2 separate regions of the Homo sapiens genome follow, and region 1 is linked to region 2. A link is an interaction called in ENCODE POLR2A ChIA-PET data of the cell type or tissue named here. Cell type or tissue: HepG2. All regions are shown on one strand. Each heading gives the region's core, and the rest is flanking DNA. Links, peaks and the distances in the headings are about the cores only.

Region 1 (9,449 bases), core at 3,092-7,091, 99 kb before region 2:
TTTTGAGACAGCGTCTCACTCTGTCACCCAGGCTGGAGTGCAGTGATGCAATCTTGGCTCACTGCAACCTCCACCTCCTGGGCTCAAACAATCCTCCTACCTCAGCCTCCTGAGTAGCTGGGACTGCAGGCGAGTGCCACCATGTCTGGCTAATTTTTGTATTTTTTGTAGAGGCAGGGTTTCACCATATTGCCCAGGCTGGTCTCAAACTCCTGAGCTCAAGCGATCCCCCCACCTCAGCCTTCAAAGTGCTGAGATTACAGGTGTAAGCCACCATATCCATCCTAGGGGTTCTTTATATATTCTGGATATTAATCCTTTATCATATATGGTTTGCAAATATTTTCTTTTTTTACTTTTTCCACAGAGATGAGGTCTCACTATGTTACTCAGGATGGTCTTGAACACCTGGGCTCAGTGATCCTCCCACCTCGGCCTCCCAAAGTGCTGGGATTACAGGTGTCAGCCACCATGGCCAGCCAATTTGTGAATATTTTCTCTCATTCTGTGGGTTGCCTTTTCAGTCTGTTGATAGTTTCCTTTAAAAGGTTTACAGTTTGATGAAGTTCAGTTTAGCTATTTTTCTTTTGTTGCCCATGCTATTGGTGCCATATCCAAGAAATTATTGCCAAATCCAATAATAGCATGAAGTTTTATTCTCCTGCCTCAGTCTCTTGAGTAGCTGGGACTACAGGTGTGCATCACTGTGCCTGGCTAATTTTTTTTTTTTTTTGAGACAGAGTCTTGCTCTGTCACCCAGGCTGGAGTGCAGTGGCGCAATCTCGGCTCACGGCAAGCTCCGCCTCCCGGGTTCACGCCATTCTCCTGCCTCAGCCTCCCTAGTAGCTGGGACTACAGGCGCCTGCCACCACGGTGCCTGGCTAACTTTTTGTCTTTTGTAGCAATGGTATCTTCCTACGTTGCTCAGACTGGTCTTGAATTCCTGGCCTCAAGAAATCCTCCTGCCTCAGCCTCTAAAAGTGCTGGGATTGTAGGTGTGAGCCACTGTGCCCAGCCTACTCCTATGTTTTCTTCCAAGAGTTTTATAGTTTTCACTCTTACACTTGAGTCTTTGATCCATTTTGAGTTAATTTCTGTATGTGGTGTAAGCTATGGCTCCAGTTGCATTCTTTTGCATGTGAATATTCAGTTTTCCCGCCACCATTTGTTGAAAAAGATTGTCCTTTTCTCCATTGAATGGTCTTGATATCCTTGTTAATCATTCTGTTTTATTTGACATTGAGAAAAGAAAACTGTTAGAATTAAATCTAACCTTTTAGATTTATATTTCACTTTTTAATACATTTTCAAAATCCATGCATTTGCTACAGTTTTTTCATCAGCCCTTTGCCCAAGAGTCAATGTGGGTCACGAACTTGCCTGCAGTAGGGGTGAGGAGACCTGGTCTAGGGAATGACTCTATTGGCTCCATGGCCTTTGGATGGTTTGAGGAAACTCAGGCCTCCCCAGATTTTTTTTGCTGGGTATCCTACAGATGGAGTTTTCCTTCTAAAGGAAACATTCCTTTAGCTTAACAAACATTTTGTTTGTTTGTTTGTTTTTGAGACAGAGTCTTCCTCTGTCTCCTGGCTGGAATGCAGTGGCGTGATCTTGGCTCACTGCAACCTCTGCCTCTCAGGTTCAAGCAATTCTCCTGCCTCAGCCTCCTGAGTAGCTGGGACTACAGGTGCCCACCACCACACCCAGCTAATTTTTGTATTTTTAGTAGAGACGGGGTTTCACTATGTTGGCCAGGATGGTCTTGATCTCTTGACCTCATGATCCACCTGCCTTGGCCCCCTAAAGTGCTGGGATTACAAGTGTGACCCACCGTGCCTGGCCCTGTCTTAACAAACTTTTAAAATGCCAGTACACATGGGAGGAATAAAGAATATTAGTGACTCACATGCCGGTATGAATTCATTTATATTACTTTCCTGCCAGGCAATTAGCTGAGAGGGGGGAAATTTTAACTTTAACTTTAGTGGAGGGTTGCGGAGAAGGAGAAGGAGAGCAAGAAACTTTGCTTTGGGGACAAGGTCAGCTTCCAAGGAGGAATGTGGGTGCCTGGGTGTGGTGCTACCCTGGACAGCACGAGGCATTGAGTATCTCAGATGGAACCAGGAGAGAGGACCAAGACCCAGAAGGGGAAGTAGGAGAGTCTAAAGATAAATTTTGCCTACTTCACAGCTGTGCCAGGGAGAGGCCCTGGGAGTGAGCATGAGTAATCCAGAGATGTGCATGCATGGGGCCCGGCCCTCTTTTGTTTATTCTAATGCTGTCCTGGCAGCAGTAGACACTTCCCCAGGCCTGGCAACATTTCTTTCAGATATTGTCTGGCCAGTCCATCTTTGAAGGAAAAATGAAAAGATGGTAGTGCTGAAAAACCTCTAACTAGAGAATTTTCTTCCTGTGACCCTCACCTCCACCTCCAACACATTCACACACACAATTATCTCCTTGTGGGATTTGTCATGATTTTATAATGATTCTAATTTGAGTTGATTGCACTTGTTTAAATACCAGATATTTAAAATGTAGAGTGTGTTATTGATGCTGGTGAGTACTGGATGGCTTGTTGTTTGCTTTGAGACAAGGTCTCACTCTGCCACCCAGAGTGCAGTGGCAGTCACAGCTCACTGCAGCCTTGACCTTCCAGGCTCAATAGATCCTCCCACCTCAGCTTTCCAAATAGCTGGAACTATAGGCACATGCCACCATGCCCAGCTAATTTATTTTTATTGATTGATTGATTGAGACAGTCTCACTCTGTTGCCCAGGCTGGAGTGCAGTGGTATGATCTTGGCTCACTGCAGCCTCTGCCTCCTGTAATCCCAGCACTTTGGAAGGCTCAAGCGATTCTCCTGCCTCAGCCTCCTGAGTAGCTGGGACTATAGGCAGAAGCCACCAAACCCAGCTAATTTTTGTATTTTTAGTAGAGATAGGGTTTCACCATGTTGGCCAGGATGGTCTTGAACTCCTGACCTCAAGTGATCCACCTGCCTTGGCCTCCCAAACTTCTGGGATTACAGGTGTGAGCCATTGCGCCTGGCCAATTTTTTATATTTTATATTTTATATATTTTAATATAATATTTAAAATATATATTTAATGTTTTATATTTTTTTGTTGAGATGAGGTCTTGCCATGTTGCCCAGGCTGGTCTGAAAATCCTGGGCTCAAGCCATTCTCCCTCTTCAGCCTCCCAAAGTGCTGGGATTACAGGTGTGAGCCACCACACCTGGCTAGAGTACTGGATATGTTAATAGTTCCATTCATACATTTCAAGAATTAAGGTGTTTTTTAACTTACTAAAGGCTGGCTTTTTATCCTGTAAACTTCTAGCCCAAATCATCTCTACTACACAGTAGAGAAAAGTAGTTTTAGAATTTGGTTTAGTTATCCCTAAAGCACCTTTTATTCACAAAGGGAAAGATGTATCTGGATCACATTCAAAATGTGTCTCATTAATGCCTCCTTATTCTAATTAATTTGGCCATGGGGAACTTAACCATTACTGAATGTTAATCTCATAAAAAGTACCAAAACCATTCTCTTTTTGTTCTCTGATAAGGATTTTCCCTTTTCTATTTCAGAACTAATTATCTCTCTCTCCTTAGTCTTTGTACAGTTTCAAGAGTTGACGTGTGAAACTATACAAGATATCACAGGCTGGGTGCAGTGGCTCACGCCTGTAATCCCAGCACTTTGGGAGGCTGAGGCGGGTGGATTACCTGAGGTCAGGAGTTCAGGACCAACCTGACCAACATGGTGAAACCCCATCTCTACTAAAAAATACAAATATTAGCCAGACATGGTAGTGGGCACCTGTAATCCCAGCTACCTGGGAGGCTGAGGCAGGAGAATTGCTTGAACCCGGGAGGCGGCGTTTGCAGTGAGCTGAAATCGTGCCATTGCCCTCCAGCCTGGGTGACAGAGGGAGACTCTGTCTCAAAAACAAACAAACAAAAAGATATCACAAATCACTCTAGCCAATGATTTTCTCTTTGACAAATCACACAACTCTCTTTAAGAAGTTAATGAGAGAGGCTGCCCTGTGTTATCACTAGGAAGCTGGAGTTTCTACTTTCCATTACCTTTCATTCAGCATCTACTTTTTTTTTTTTTTTTTTTTGAGATGGAGCTGGCTGTGTTGCCCAGGCTGGAGTGCAGTGGCATGATCTCGGCTCACTGCAACCTCCGCCTCCCGGATTCAAACAATTCTCCTGACTCAGCCTCCCAAGTAGCTGGAATTACAGACGCGCGCCACCACGCCCAGCTAATTTTTGTATTATTAGTAGAGAGATGGGGTTTCACCATGTTGGCCAGGCTGATCTCGAACTCCTGACCTCAAATGATCTGCCTGCCTTGGCCTCCCAAAGTGCTGGGATTACAGGTGTGAGCCACTGCAACTGGCCTAGGAATAAGATATTTCTAATAACAGTTTTTCTCTTAAAGATTCCAATAAATGGAAAGAAATACCATACCCGTGGATTGAAACATTCAATATTAAAATGTCACTTCTCCCCAAAGTAAAATAGAGATTTGGTACAATCTCAAGCATAATCCGAGCAGTCATTAATATATTAATAGGAGCTGAAAAGATGATTTAAAAATCTATGCAGGCCAGGCTTGGTTCATTTACTTTGCATATATTTGAATGTTTTCATAATAAAAAGTTTTTAAAAGCATTCATGAAATATAAAAACCAACTGATTGGATAGATCGTAGTTTGCTGCCATCCCTGTACCTTTCCTGGACAATGTTCAATTATCCATGTAAAGGGGACAGAACACATTGTACTATTACAAGCTTTGGAGCCATTTTGCAGCTATGTGGCTTTGAGAAAATTTCTTGACTTCTCCGTAGTCTGGTTCCCTCTTCAGGCTTGTTGCGTTCATGTGAGATCACACACCTCTGGTGTCGAGTGCGTTGTCAAGCCCCTGATGCACCATTGCTTGTTCAATAAGTGTTCATGACTGCTCATGGAGGAAAGTGGGGCAGAGATTACCTTTAGAAAAATGTATTCTTGGCCAGGTGCGGTGGCTCATGCTTGTAATTCCAGCACTTTGGAAGGGCGAGGCTGCCAGATCACCTGAGGTCAGGAGTTCGAGACCAGCCTGGCCAACGTGGTGAAATCCCGTCTCTAATAAAAATACAAAAATTAGCCAGGCGTGGTGGCGGGCACCAGTAATCCCAGCTACTCAGGAGGCTGAGGCAGGAGAATCGATTGAACCCAGGAGGTGGAGGTTGCAGTGAGCTGAGATCACACCACTGCACTCCAGCCTGGGTGACAGAGCAACACTCTGTCTCAAACAAACAAACAAAAACAAAAACAAAAAAAAACACAAAAAATTATTATTTGGTTTTGGAAAAATCCTTTTCTGTTTATTTTGAATGTGACTGATATTTGGGAACTGGCATGATAGGGTCATACTGCAGGAGATTTGGGTAAGAATAAATGAGAAAGGGGCTCTGCCCTTGCAGTAGACTCTTCACCTTCACACTTAACTTGAGAATTAACTCCTGAACTTTGTCTCCATGACATTGCCTCCACATTCCTGACAAATAGCACATAAAGGGATAATGCAGATGACCCTGACTTTTTTTTCTTGTTTGCCTTTTGAATTTGAGAGCACCTATCTCTGGATTGTTTTGATTGGGTCAGTATTTAAATTGGCTCTATTTCCTGTCTTTAAAACAGCTAGTAATAGAGAAGGCTAAGATTTTAGACCTAAAAATAGCAGAAAAAGGAAAAAAAATGTATATCCAGCTAATAAAAAAAAACTAAGCATATAATCACATCAAGCCCGGGCCTGGAATACTGTTCTGAGTTTCTTTTATTAGCAACTTTCACTTCCGTGTTCTCACATTGTTACGGGCTGATCTTTTCCTTTGGCTGGAGTTCTTTTCTTCTTTCAGTCAAGGAACTGGTTTAGGCACCTTCTCTACGCCAGGCCCTGTTAGGCACTGGGGACGTGCGGCTGAGGGTGGCCTCCTAGTTCTCAGGCTGGGAGACAGACACTGAGGACATAATAAGACCCCTGTGGGGACTCTTTAGAGAGGGTTGTCAGGGAAGGCCCCTCAAGATGTCTTGAGTGCAGACCTGTGGGATGAGAAGGGCTCTGCTGGTCTCTCTTCCTTGCTTTGCATAGTGTTGGTTATTGGTGTCATTTTTTTCTCTAGAGGACCTAGATGGAATTTACCAGAAAGAGCTGTCTTTGACGATTTATTTAGGGTCACGGTGTTTCCAAATCCCTTCACAGAAGTTGCTCTGAGCACCACAACATATTTTGTTTTAGAGAAGCAGATTTAAGCACATCTGCTCCGGGTCTAAGGTCTCTGTGCACTCCTAGCCATGTCACAAAAAGATTCCCACGCTTCAGCTCTCTTGCTGGTTATCTGTGATCTCGTTCCTTCCCTTTTGTCCTCCCCTGAGGATGTGCTCATGTGCTGGTGTCTGTTTCTGGCCCATCTCTCTCTCCTCATCCTAAATGTAAGGAGTGTCTTTAATGGACATTGGGCTTCCCATGGGTCTTCTCCATGACATCCTGTTTGGGAAGCTTCAGTGTGTTATACCACTTTATCTTAGACTTCTGTAAAACTTTTTTTGTTGCTTTCTCATTTTTGTTCCTCCACTGCTTTTTAAAAATACAAGCATTCAGCTGGATGCGGTGGCTCATGCCTGTAATCCCAGCACTTTGGAAGGTGGAGGCGGGTGGATCACCCGAGGTCAGGAGTTTGAGACCAGCCTGACCAACATGGTGAAACCCTCTCTCTACTAAAAATATGAAAATTAGCTGGGCTTGGTGGCGCATGCCTGTAATCCCAGCTACTTGGGAGGCTGAGGCAGGAGAATCACTTGAACCCGGGAGGCAGAGGTGCAATGAGCTGAGATCATACCATTGCACTCCAGCCTGGGCAACAGAGTGAGACTCCACCTTAAACGAACAAACAATATGAGCATTTAAACTAATTTAGGTTACAATTGATGCTTCACATGCATGTATTTTTAAAATGTTATTTATTTTAGAGATAGGGTCTCCCTCTGTCACCCAGGCTGGAGTGCAGTGGTGTAATCATGGCTCACTGTGGCCTTGAGGTCCTGGACTCAAGTGATCCTCCTGCCCCAGCCTTCCAAGTAGCTAGGACTACAGGTGTGCACGACCATACCTGGCTAATTCTTTTTTTTTTTTTTTTTTTTTTTTTTTTTTTTTTTTGAGATGGAGTGTTGCTCTGTTGCCCAGGCTGGAGTGCAGAGGCACGATCTCAGCTCACTGCAACGTCTGCCTCCCGGGTTTAAGCAATTCTTCTGCCTCAGCCTCCCAAGTAGCTGGGACTACAGGCAAGCACCACCACACCCGGCTAATTTTTGTATTTTTAGTAGAGACAGGGTGACAGGGTTTCACCATATTGGCCAGGCTGGTCTCGAACTCCTGACCTCATGATCCACCCGCCTCGGCCTCCCAAAGTGCTGGGATTACAGGCATGAGCCACCACACCCGGCATACCCAGCTAATTCATTCTTTCTTTCTTTCTTTCTTTCTTTCTTTCTTTCTTTCTTTCTTTCTTTCTTTCTTTCTTTCTTTCTTTCTCCTTCCTTCCTTCCTTCCTTCCTTCCTTCCTTCCTTCCTTCCTTCCTTCCTTCCTTCCTTCCTTCTTTCTTTTCTTTTTTTTGTACAGTTGGTCTGGAACTCCTGGGCTCAAGCAATCCTCTCACCTCAGCCTGCCAAAGTTCTGCGATTATAGGTGCGAGCCACCACACCTGGCCACAGGCACATATTATTTTTCTTGTGTTTCTTCAGGATGATTTTAAATGATAGGGTCTCCCTCATGTTCTGGTTTTCCCATCTGCACTTGGGAAATAGTTGGCTAAGTTTAGCTTCATTTGAATAACTCAAACATGTGCTACATTGTTCCACATGACTTCGTTTGTGGATTTTCTCCAATTTCTTTTTGTAAAAAATCCCTCTTGGAGGTTTTCACAAATATTTATTGAGCACCTACCATTTTTTCATGTCAGGGTGTGGAGCTCCTCGCTGACCTGGAACCTGGCTTCCCTGCCTCGTGCCTGTGCCTTCCTGCCCTCTCCCCTGGCCCGGGTCGCTGTGGCCCATGGCCTCTCTTTGCCCACTGAACACTTATCCCTGCCATCATGTGCTCAGTAGCTTATCATAATCAGCCGGCCCTGTGACATGTATCAAACTTCTTGTGTGCTGTCTTCCAAGAGTCTTTTCACCCCTGGGCCCTCCCTCACTGAATATAGTATTCTCTTCCTTCTGGACACTAAAAGTACCCAATTTGTTAAAAGGATAATGGCCCCTTGCTTTCTACCTCTCCCCACTCAACTTTAGTAACCTGCTGTGGTCTTCAGCTCTCCAAGGGAAGTTTCTTCCTTTCTCAAAAGAATATGTTGACCAAACAGCTTTACTTGCTTCCTCAGAGTCAGTACAGACTGAGGAAGAGCTCTGAATTTGTAGATCTCTTGGAACAATATGAACTGACTGGCCTCCTTGATTTGTGACCTCTTATATAGAGACATCACTCAATTATGTAATAAACATTTAGTTATTAAAACCTCTGCCCCCCTTTTAAAAAATAGTTGCCTTAACAGATTGCAAAAGACTATGCCCTAGGCTTTTATGGAATATGGACAGCTTCTTAGCTTAATTTCTCAGGATATAAATTAAGAGCAAGTTTTTTTTTTTCTTTTTCTTTTTTTCTTTTTTTTTTGAGACGGAGTCTCGCTCTGTTGCCCAGACTGGAGTGCAGTGGCATGACCCCGGCTCACTGCAACCTCCGCCTCCCCGGTTCAAGCGATTCTCTTGCCTCAGCCTCCTGAGTAGCTGGGATTACAGGCGCACGCTACCACGCCTCGCTAATTTTTGTATTTTTAGAAGAGATGGGGTTTCACCGTGTTGGTCAGGCTGGTCTCGATCTCCTGACCTCATGATCCACCCACCTCAGCCTCCCAAAGTGCTGGGATTACAGGCATGAGCCACCACACCCAGCATTGTTGTTTTTTTTTTTTTTTTCGAGACGAAGTTTCGCTCTTGTTGCCTGGGCTGGGGTGCAATGGCACGATCTTGGCTCACTGCAACCTCTGCCTGCCCAGTTCAAACGATTCTCCCACCTCAGCCTCCCGAGTAGCTGGGATTACAGGCATGCACCACCATGCTTGGCTAATTTTGTATTTTTAGTAGAGATGAGGTTTCACCACGTTAGTCAGGTTGGTCTTGAACTCCTGACCTCAGGTGATCCACCCACCTCGGCCTCCCAAAGTGCTGGGATTACAGGCATGAGCCACCGTGCCTGGCCTTTTTTTTTTTTTTTTTTTTTTGACAGAATTTTGCTCTTTCTCCCAGGCTGGAATGAAGTGGCGAGATCTTGGCTCACTGCAACCTCTGCCCCTTGGGTTCAAGCAATCCTCCTGCATCAACCTCCCAAGT
Region 2 (9,449 bases), core at 2,221-6,220:
AACATGGTGAAATCCCATCTCTACTAAAAAAAAAAAAAAAAAAAAAAATACAACAAATAGCAGGGCATGGTGGTGCGTGCCTGTAATCCCAGCTACTCAGGAGGCTGGGGCACTAGAATCGCTTGAACCTGGGAGGTGAAGGTTGCAGTGAGCTGACAGCACATCACTGCACTCCAGCCTGGGCGACAGAGTGAGACTACGGTCTCAAAAAAAAAAAAAAAAACAAAGAACTATTTGGCTTCCTTTTAAAAGGCACATTCTCAATCTTTTATAATACTGGTATTTATCTGGCTCAGCACAGGGAGAAAATCTACAAACACTAAAATAGCTGGAACTGTAATTATCATCATAGCTACATTTACAAAAACTATTCTAAACACTTCATGTGTATTAACTAACATAATCCTTATAATAATCCAAAGATACTGTTATTATCCCCATTTTCCAGATGAGGAACCAGAGGCACAGACAGGTCACACAGCCCAAGGTCATACAGCTAGTATATGGTCAAGTCAGGATTCTGACGTGGGTGGGCTGCCTCTCAGTCTATGCTCCATACCAAGGGCATTCCATCTTGGCAACAGAAATCATTGCCACCTTGCATAAGACTTTTAACATTGATACAGGAATCATCTGCTTTTTTCAAGTTATTTTTAATTTCAAAGGTTATAAAATTCTTAGATCTGAACCCAGGAACTACATTAAGGAACATTAAGCTGGGAAGCACTTACCCAGTAGACAACTTCATCTACAATCAATAATGCTAGCACTTTATTGGTGTTTTATTCATAACCCTGAGTATTCCATTAAGAAAAAGATATCAAAAACATCATTACACTGATGCTTTGAAATTATAATTGATTTTTTAAATACCTAATGTATTTTTTAGTTACAACATGATGTAAAAATAAGACAGTTAAATATCTGAGAAAAGACTCCCTTCCGATTCTAAAGTAGATGTCACCTTCTCTGGGCTGGAGGTTATCAGCCCAATAACCTTGATATGTGTAGAAAGGTCACCCCAAGGATGCACTGACACTGGCTGGTCCTTATGTATCTAAATGACAGATAATTAAGTCTGAAACCTGAAACCTGAATCATGGAAGGAAATCAAAACGTAAACCTCAAATTTTAATCATTTACTGCTTATCTCTTTTTCTCATATACACGAATTCACTTCCAAGCAGCATTAATGAAGTTGAGAGAAAATACCATAAGACATCATTTTCAATTAACTTTCAAAATGTTTTACTATGTAACTCTAGGTGAGTTACTATGAACAATTAATTATTCATAATATTCTCAAAGAAGGGAAATAGATCAGGATTTGTATACTGACCCTTTAATCCACAAGAGTATGGCTGTAGATATATTTAAAGACATTCAGATATCTTCAGATACTGTTTATGTATCTTCTACTTTAGAGTTACCACATTTGAAGAACTATTTTCAAAGAATCCTAATACATTACACATTCCAAAGAGACAGGAACAAACTTAAATGATAGTTTATTCTGTGTTATCTATACTGAGATTCTAGAAATTGAAAAACTGACTTAGCCAGTAGGTTAGTCATTATGGAAATGCAAATTAAAATCACAATGAGATAGTACTACTTACTTATTAGAATGGCTAAAATTAAAACAAACGACACTAAATTCTGACAGTAACAAGGGTAGGGTAGACCTGACAGCAACTGGAACTCTCATACAATACTGACAGGAAAGTAAAGTGACGTGGCCACTATGAAAAAGTTTGGCAGTTTCTTCTAACTTCAAGCATATACTTACTATACCACCCAGCAATCCCACACCTAGGTAGTTACCCCAGAAAAATGAAAATATGCATTCACACGGATGTTTACAGCAGCCTTATTCATCATCTCCTAAAACTGGGAGTAACCCAAATGCCCTTCAATTGCTAAATGGACAAACTGTGAAATAATCCATTCAATGGACTACTACTCAGTGATAAAAAACTATTGATACAAACACATGAACGAAGCTAACATGTATTATGCTAAGTGAAAGAAACCAGATTCAAAGAGCTAGAACTGAATGGTTCCATTTGCAGGCCATTCTAGAAAAGGCAAATTATCACTGGTTTTTAGGATCTGGGTTTGAGGCGATGAGACGGTTACAAAGGAAACTTTTGGGAGTACTGTAAAAGTTTTCTATCTTGACTGTGGTAGTTTTACATGTCAAAACTCAGAATATTATACTAAGAAGGATAAATTTTACTATATGTCAATCAGACCTCAATGAGCCTGACACTAAGAAAAAAAATTAACAGGAAAAACAATTATATAGTAATTATGCAACTAATTTGTTAAAGAATGAATTATAACGAATATGAATTTGTAACCACAAACCCAAGTGCAGAAGTCACACTTCTTAATTACAAAATAAAAGAATTATTTAAAAATACACTTTCAGATGTATTTGTTTACTTCTCACTGGGCATATATACCAATTTTAAATGTTCCATGGCATAAGCATTAATTTGTCAGTAAAATAATTATTTAAATAGGAATACTGCATACATTAGCTTTTTTCTGAAACTACTTTCATTAGTTTCTAAATAGGCCCAATGTTTTCATGTGCCTTTGCTATAAATGAACTAAAAACACTGCTCTTATAGAATATATTAAGTAGAGAATTAATTTACTACTGATGCTTTCATGGTTTTAGATTTTTCAAATACCTGGAATACCATCATCCACTTATTGGTCCCCTGCATTTCAGAAATCTTATTAAAATGGTACTTAAATAGCTCTCTTACACTGCAGAGGCAGGTGTGTGTTTGGAAGTTGGCGGGAAAGTAAAATGACAGCTATTTTTTCTTGTTGTTTAGAGGGTGGGAACAGAAAGCAATCCTAAACTAAGCTTTTTTTGAGGAGTGCAATTCCCCACCAGTAAAGCTGGAACTTATTAAATATACTAGATTATATTTTAACCTACTTTTCCTTTTTTTCCTTCCTACTTTCATATACTCAGAGACTCAATGCCACAGAGAAGTATCCACTCTCATTTGCATAACACAAATAGTTTATATAAAGTATATATACATGTAGTATCAATATATATGTATTATCTCATTTAATTCTCACCAAAACCTGTGAGAAAATGTTTTTCTTTTTCTTTTTTTTTTTTTTGAGATGGAGTCTTGCTCTGTCACCCAGGCTGGAGTGCAGTGGCGCGATCCCGGCTCACTGCAAGCTCCCCCTTCTGGGTTCACACCATTCTCCAGCCTCAGCCTCCCGAGTAGCTGCAACTACAGGCGCCCACCACCACGCCCAGCTAATTTTTTGTATTTTCAGTAGAGACGGGGTTTCATCGTGTTAGCCAGGATGGTCTTGATCTCCTGACCTCGTGAGCCACCTGCCTCGGCCTCCCAAAGTGCTAGGATTACAGGCGTGAGCCACCCCGCCCGCCCCAAGAAAATTTTTTTCAATTTCTATTTTATAGAAGTCAAAACCCACTCAGGTTGGATTCATTGTCCAAAGGTCATACTAACCAGTAAAGTAGCAGACAGAGCCAGAAGTTGAATCCAGATCTTCTGACACACTAGGCAACCTGTTATTTCTTAATAATCTGTGCCTCCATCAGCACCTACTACAGTCTGAGAACAGCTGACATTATGGGAAACCTACATCCAATGATGTCTAAAACTATTATTAACAGCTTATTTAATAGTAAGCTAAGAAGTAAACTAAATTTTAAAAATAAAGTATGTGAAAAAGAACCTATAAAAATATCACTCTTGGCCAGGCGTGGTGGCTGATGCCTGTAATCCCAGCACCTTGGGAGGCCGAGGTGGGCGGATCGCCTAAGGTCAGGAGTTCAAGACCAGCCTCGCCAACATGGTGAAATCCCATCTCTATTAAAAATACAAAAATTAGCGTGGTGGCGGGTGCCTGTAATCCCAGCTACTTGGGAGGCTGAGGCAGGAGAATCACTTGAACTTGGGAGGCGGAGGTTGCAGTGGACTGAAATCGTGCCACTGCACTCCAGCCTGGGTGACAAGAGCAAAACTCTGTCTCAAAAGAAAAAAAAATCACTCTGAAGTGAAATTTGCACTGATACTAAGAACCTTATTTTAAAAAGGTTAAACAATGTCTTAAAAGACCAAGGCTGAGGAACTGTTCTACAGGGTGGCCATAAAGTTTACAAACAGATACTATCATTTTACATGTATCTTAATGTAATGTCAATAAGCCATTTATTATATAATCTCCTGTAGCTCCACACTTGGTGGCTGTTCTGTATATCAAAGGAGATTAAGAGGCCCTTTCAACTAAATGCGAAATGAGATTCTGGATGGGAAAAAAACAAAGGCCATTATTGGGACAACTGGCAAATTTTGAAAATGGATGCATATTAGATGACAGAAGTGAATCAATGTTGAATTTCCTGAATGTGATCACTATACTGTAATTATGCAAGAGAAGTTTCTTGTTCTTAGGTGATACATATTTAAATATTTAGGAATCAAAGGTTATGAGTAAGTCTGAAACTTCATCCAACTGCTCCCCAACATGTGTATGTTTGTGTGTATAGAAAATTCAAATGGCAAAATACTAACTGGTGTCTAGATGAAGATTACGCAGTGTTCACTCAATTACTCTTGAACTTAGATGTTTGAAACTTTTAAAAATTAAGAGCCAAAGATAACAGGTAAAATTTTACATATTTTCTTTCCATTCTCTTCAATAGCGAGCGATTAGACATTTCCAACAAGGCCTTTTATAAGTAATTGAATAAACATATTTTTAGCATCTCTATAAATAAGTTAACTCTAGTTGGAAACAAACAGTTTTTTACTTTAAAAAACTGGGTATAAAACATAGCAGCAAAACAAAAACAAAAGGCAGCAAATAGCACATACTCTAAGGAATAGCTCATACTTTATTAGCTGTCACAGGATTACAGTAAAACTTGAGTACTGTCCTCCACTTTTAAAGAACTTAAAATTTGCTAAGAAACTGATACAATTTAATTCACTTCCTATGGATCATGAACAGTGTTTTAAACACTGAGTAAACTTACTATCAGATTTAACCAAAACTTAATTCACTTTAATAAGATTTTAACATTGTTTCCTACTCCACCCCCAAGATTTAAAAAAATTTCTTATAATGTTAATGTATTTCACTATGAATGCAATGAGGATGCATCATGTAGGCATTAATTTCCATGAATTCAGTTGTGAGCCCTCAAGGGGAAAAACTAAGGATTTCAACTGCATAGGCACCATTCCACCAAATAAGCACACACCTTCCCCAGGGAGCACTAAGCCAGGGTATAAGGGAGCTGTCCAGTTACGTATGCCTCTTTCCCAGTGTGCATCTTGCCAAGCTCTAATCCTAGTGTTTAAAGTATTTTTTTGTGTAACGAAGCCCCTCATGTAAGCCAGTTTCTTCATCTGGTGCTCAATTAATGAAACTTATTTTTGGAGTTCCTAGAGGAAAAACTAGCTATTTTCCACTTCTGTGAGATGCAATGAACGTATACCATACTTAATGATCACGTTAAGGGATTTTTAGTGGTAACTTTATTAAAATCTATTTCTTTTTTTGGTCACATGTGCTAAGTTCACAATCTAACTTGATCCTAACATGCAACTCCAACATAAATGAACTTTTTTCATTATTATATGGCAAGAACATGACACACTTTTAAAGCAAGGACTTCTTTCTAAAGGCCACGTTCAGAAATATAATCCTCAGATTTTCTTTTTCTTTTTTTTTTGGAGACAGAGTCTTGCTCTGTTGCCCAGGAATGGAGTGCTGGGGTGTAATCACAGCTCACTGCAGCTGCAAACTCCCAGCTTCAGGCAATCCTCCTGTCTCAGCCTCCCGAGTAGCTGGGACTACAGGTGCGTGCCATCACGCCTGGCTAATTTTTGTATTTTCTGTTTTTCTGTAGAAACGGGATTTCACCATGTTGCCCGGCTGGTCTCAAACTCCTAGCTCAAGCAAACAACTTCTGAGCCTCGGCCTCCCAAAGTGCTAGGATTACAGGCGTAAGTTACCGCACCCAGCCAATCCTCAATTGTTCTATGTTTTTTTGTTGTTGTTTTTTTTTTGTGGGTTGGGGGCGGGGGGACGGAATCTCGCTCATCACCCAGGCTGGAGTGCAGTGGTGTGATCTCAGCTCATTGCAACATCCGCCTCCCAGGTTCAAGCGATTCTCCTGGCTCAGCCTGAGTAGCTGGGATTACAGGCGCCCGCTACCATGCCTGGCTAATTTTTTTTTTGTAATTTTGGTAGAGACGGGGATTTCACCATGTTGGCCAGGCTGGTCTAGAACTCCTGACCTCAGGTGATCCACCTGCCTCAGACTCCCAAGGTGCTAGTATTACAGGCGTGAGCCACCACTCCCGGCCTAATCCTCAATCTTTCTAAAGCAACTTCATATGTTTCTTTTTAGTTACTCCTGAGTCTTCCAATTTGCATTTTTTTCCCTTGTAGATTGTGTGACTTGATCTAACCCAACTTCTACATTCTCTCTACTCATAGAATCAGAGCTAGAGGAAACTTAGAGATCACCTATTTTTTCCTCTCTGCTCACAGAGCTGGCTGGAGATTTCCATTCAGTGAGCTCCAGATTATAATAAATTCCTTATTCTCCGTTTAAAATGAATTTTTATAGAAAGGTGGAAATTTAATTGTACACATAAGTTTTAAAAAGACATTTTAAAAAGTGATACTAAAACTCAGTGAACAGATCCACTTGGTATTTAGCGTCTGCCAGGCTGGAGTGCAGTGGCACTATCTCGGCTCATTGCAACCTCCGCCTCCTGGGTTCGAGCGATTCTCCTGTCTCAGCCTCCCGAGTAGCTGGGACTACAGGTGCCCATCACCATACCCGGCTAATTTTTGCATTTTTAGTAGAGGCGGGGTTTCACCATATTGGCCAGGCTGGTCTCGAGCTCCTAACCTTCTGATCTGCCCGCCTTGGCCTCCCAAAGTGCTGGGATTAGAGGCATGAGCCACCGTGCCCAGCCAAGGATTTAATACTTCTCAATGACCTCCAGAGGAATCCCATAAAATTGGGCCTCTTCTTGACAAAATTTATTTTTGAAGACAATTTTATTTTGATGTCTTGTTTTTATAATCCTTATCCCTGATATTTCATATTTAAAATTTTTCTTTTAAAAAACACTATACACGTTTGAAATTTGTCTTTGATTAAAAAAAAAAAAACAGGCATGGCAGCTCACATCTGTAATCCCAACACTTTGGGAGGCCAAGGTGGAAGGACTGCTTGAGGCCAGGAGTTCAAGACCAGCCTGGGCAACAAAGCAAGACCCATCTCTACGAAAAATTTTAAAAGTCAGCAAGATGTGGTGGTGCGTGCCTGTAGTTCCAGCTACTCAGGAAGCTAAGGCAAGAGGATTACTTGAGCCCAGAAGTTTGAGGATGCAAAGAGCCATGAACACACACTCACTCCAGCCTGGGTGACAGTGCAAGACCTTGCCTCAAACCAAACCAAACAGTACTAAATTTTCACAATTCTTTTTTTTTTTGAGGCGGAGTCTTGCTCTGTCGCTTAGGCTGGGTGGTGTGATTTTGGCTCACTGCAACCTCCGCCTCCCAGGTTCAAGTGATTCTCCTGCCTCAGCCTCCCAAGCAGCTGAGATTCCAGGCACATGCCACCACATCCAGCTAATTTTTGTATTTTTAGTAGAGATGGGGTTTCTCCATGTTGGTCAGGCTGGTCTCGAAGTCCTGACCTCAGGTGATCCACCTGCCTCAGCCTCCCTGCCTGCTGGGATTACAGATGTGAGCCACCGTACCCAACCTAAACTGGATTTTAGGGTGTTTTTCACTTTCTGGATGAAGTATAAACACTGAGGGGATCAATTATTTATGAAGTATCAGCCTAGACTAAGTCACAAATGCAAAAACTTTGTCACATTACGATATAATTCCCCAAAGCCCACTTCATGACATATGCTTTTGCTTTCTTTTAAAAGATTAATAGCAAATGACAAATGTGTTTTATACTGAGATTTAAAAGAGACCTAGGATGGGCGTGGTGGCTCACGTCTGCAATCTCAACACTTTGGGAGGCCAAGGCAGGCGGATGACGAGGTTAGGAGATCAAGACCATCCCGGTTAACACGGTGAAACCCCGTCTCTACTAAAAACACAAATAATTAGCCAGGCATGGTGGCGGGTGTCTGTAGTCCCAGCTACTCGGGAGGCTGAGGCAGGAGAATGGCGTGAACCCAGGAGGCGGAGCTTGCAGTGAGCCGGGATCGCGCTACTGCACTCCAGTCTGGGCGACAGAGTGAGACTCCCGTCTCAAAAAGTAAAAAATAAATAAATAAATAAATAAATGAGACTTTTCAGATCTTTGAATTAAAGTCAAAATTCTAAAAATTGTGTTTTAATGGCCTTAAGCAAAGTGTACACGTTATTTATAATAAAAGTCTAACTAAACACAAAGATATTACTGACACATATTAAGGAAACATTATTTACACTTATGTCGTGCTTAATTAAAATGCCGCACTCTGGGATGAACCCTAGCTTCAAGATGAACCTGACACACAAGGGCCAAACCATAAAATTGTGTCATGACTTCTTTTGTTACAGACCTCTTTGAGAAATTAAAGTGAAGAAGCCTCTTCCTAGAAACTTCCACATGTGCACACACACAATTTTAATACAATGTTGAGGGAATAGGTCATCCTGAGATCTATCGACTTCAGGGAAATAATTGCTGCTACTGAACATTATCTGGGAAAATCACCTTAAAATATAATGCTTTTGGTATTCATATACCGTCCAACAGATTAAGAAGGATATCAGACAGTCTGGAGTTTGAAAATGTAAGTGAATGCTCTGGTGTCTTCTGTTCATAACTGCTTCAAGGCCACAGTAGCCCAAGTCTGCTAATTTTCCATCACTGCTCTGCAAACCTGAGACAACAGACTTTGTACCATCTCATCCCTACCACCATCTCCACCTTTTATCTAGACTCTGCAAGCTGCTTTGATCCTCTCTAGCCACTGTTGGCAAGTAGTCATCCAGTCTGCCCTTTAATACCTTCAGTGACATAAGTCAGGGCTTCAGAAGGCAGGTCATTCCAGTTTTACGCAACTCTGAAAAATTACAAAGTTCTTTTCTAATTTGACTAGCCTGATTTGTGGATGTTTTAAATGCTGCCCTACCGAATCTCTCCTCTATTTACTTGCTGATAGGCAACGAAATAGCTTACCATTCAAAGCATCTAATCCTAAAAACCAAAAGCATCACTTAGCTCTACTTTTACCAAACAGGAAAGTCAGAGGCACTTTCTATTTGGAATTCAAAATATAAGAGGAATCAGTATGAATTCAGTTCAGAAAAGATGTAAGGTTTCCATACGCACAGCATTTCCTACCTTGTTGGGCTTCTTTTCTCTGCATAAAAAATTAAAAATGTATCAGCATTAAAAG

The links. ChIA-PET counts read pairs that join two places held together with the same protein. Peaks named below come from ENCODE experiments on the same cell type or tissue, not always from the same donor. Only the 100,000 strongest peaks of a DNase experiment are listed, where the experiment ranks them.
Region 1: POLR2A ChIA-PET joins it to region 2 with 5 read pairs; 11 of 35 experiments call an interaction of 5 or more read pairs at or near these places.

What each region holds. Positions count from the first base shown.
Region 1 is chr14:52,838,896-52,848,344 of GRCh38, forward strand. All of the region lies in intron 1 of LOC105370500 (a long non-coding RNA gene), which reads left to right. Among named protein-coding and RNA genes, the nearest start is that of GNPNAT1, 52 kb to the left of the region's middle. In HepG2, for the core only: no CTCF peak of the experiment used is centred there; a DNase peak (open chromatin) is centred at 5,586; H3K4me3 peaks cover 829 bases.
Region 2 is chr14:52,939,168-52,948,616 of GRCh38, forward strand. The region is part of intron 2 of FERMT2 (FERM domain containing kindlin 2); the gene reads right to left. Among named protein-coding and RNA genes, the nearest start is that of FERMT2, 7.2 kb to the right of the region's middle. In HepG2, for the core only: no CTCF peak of the experiment used is centred there; no DNase peak of the experiment used is centred there.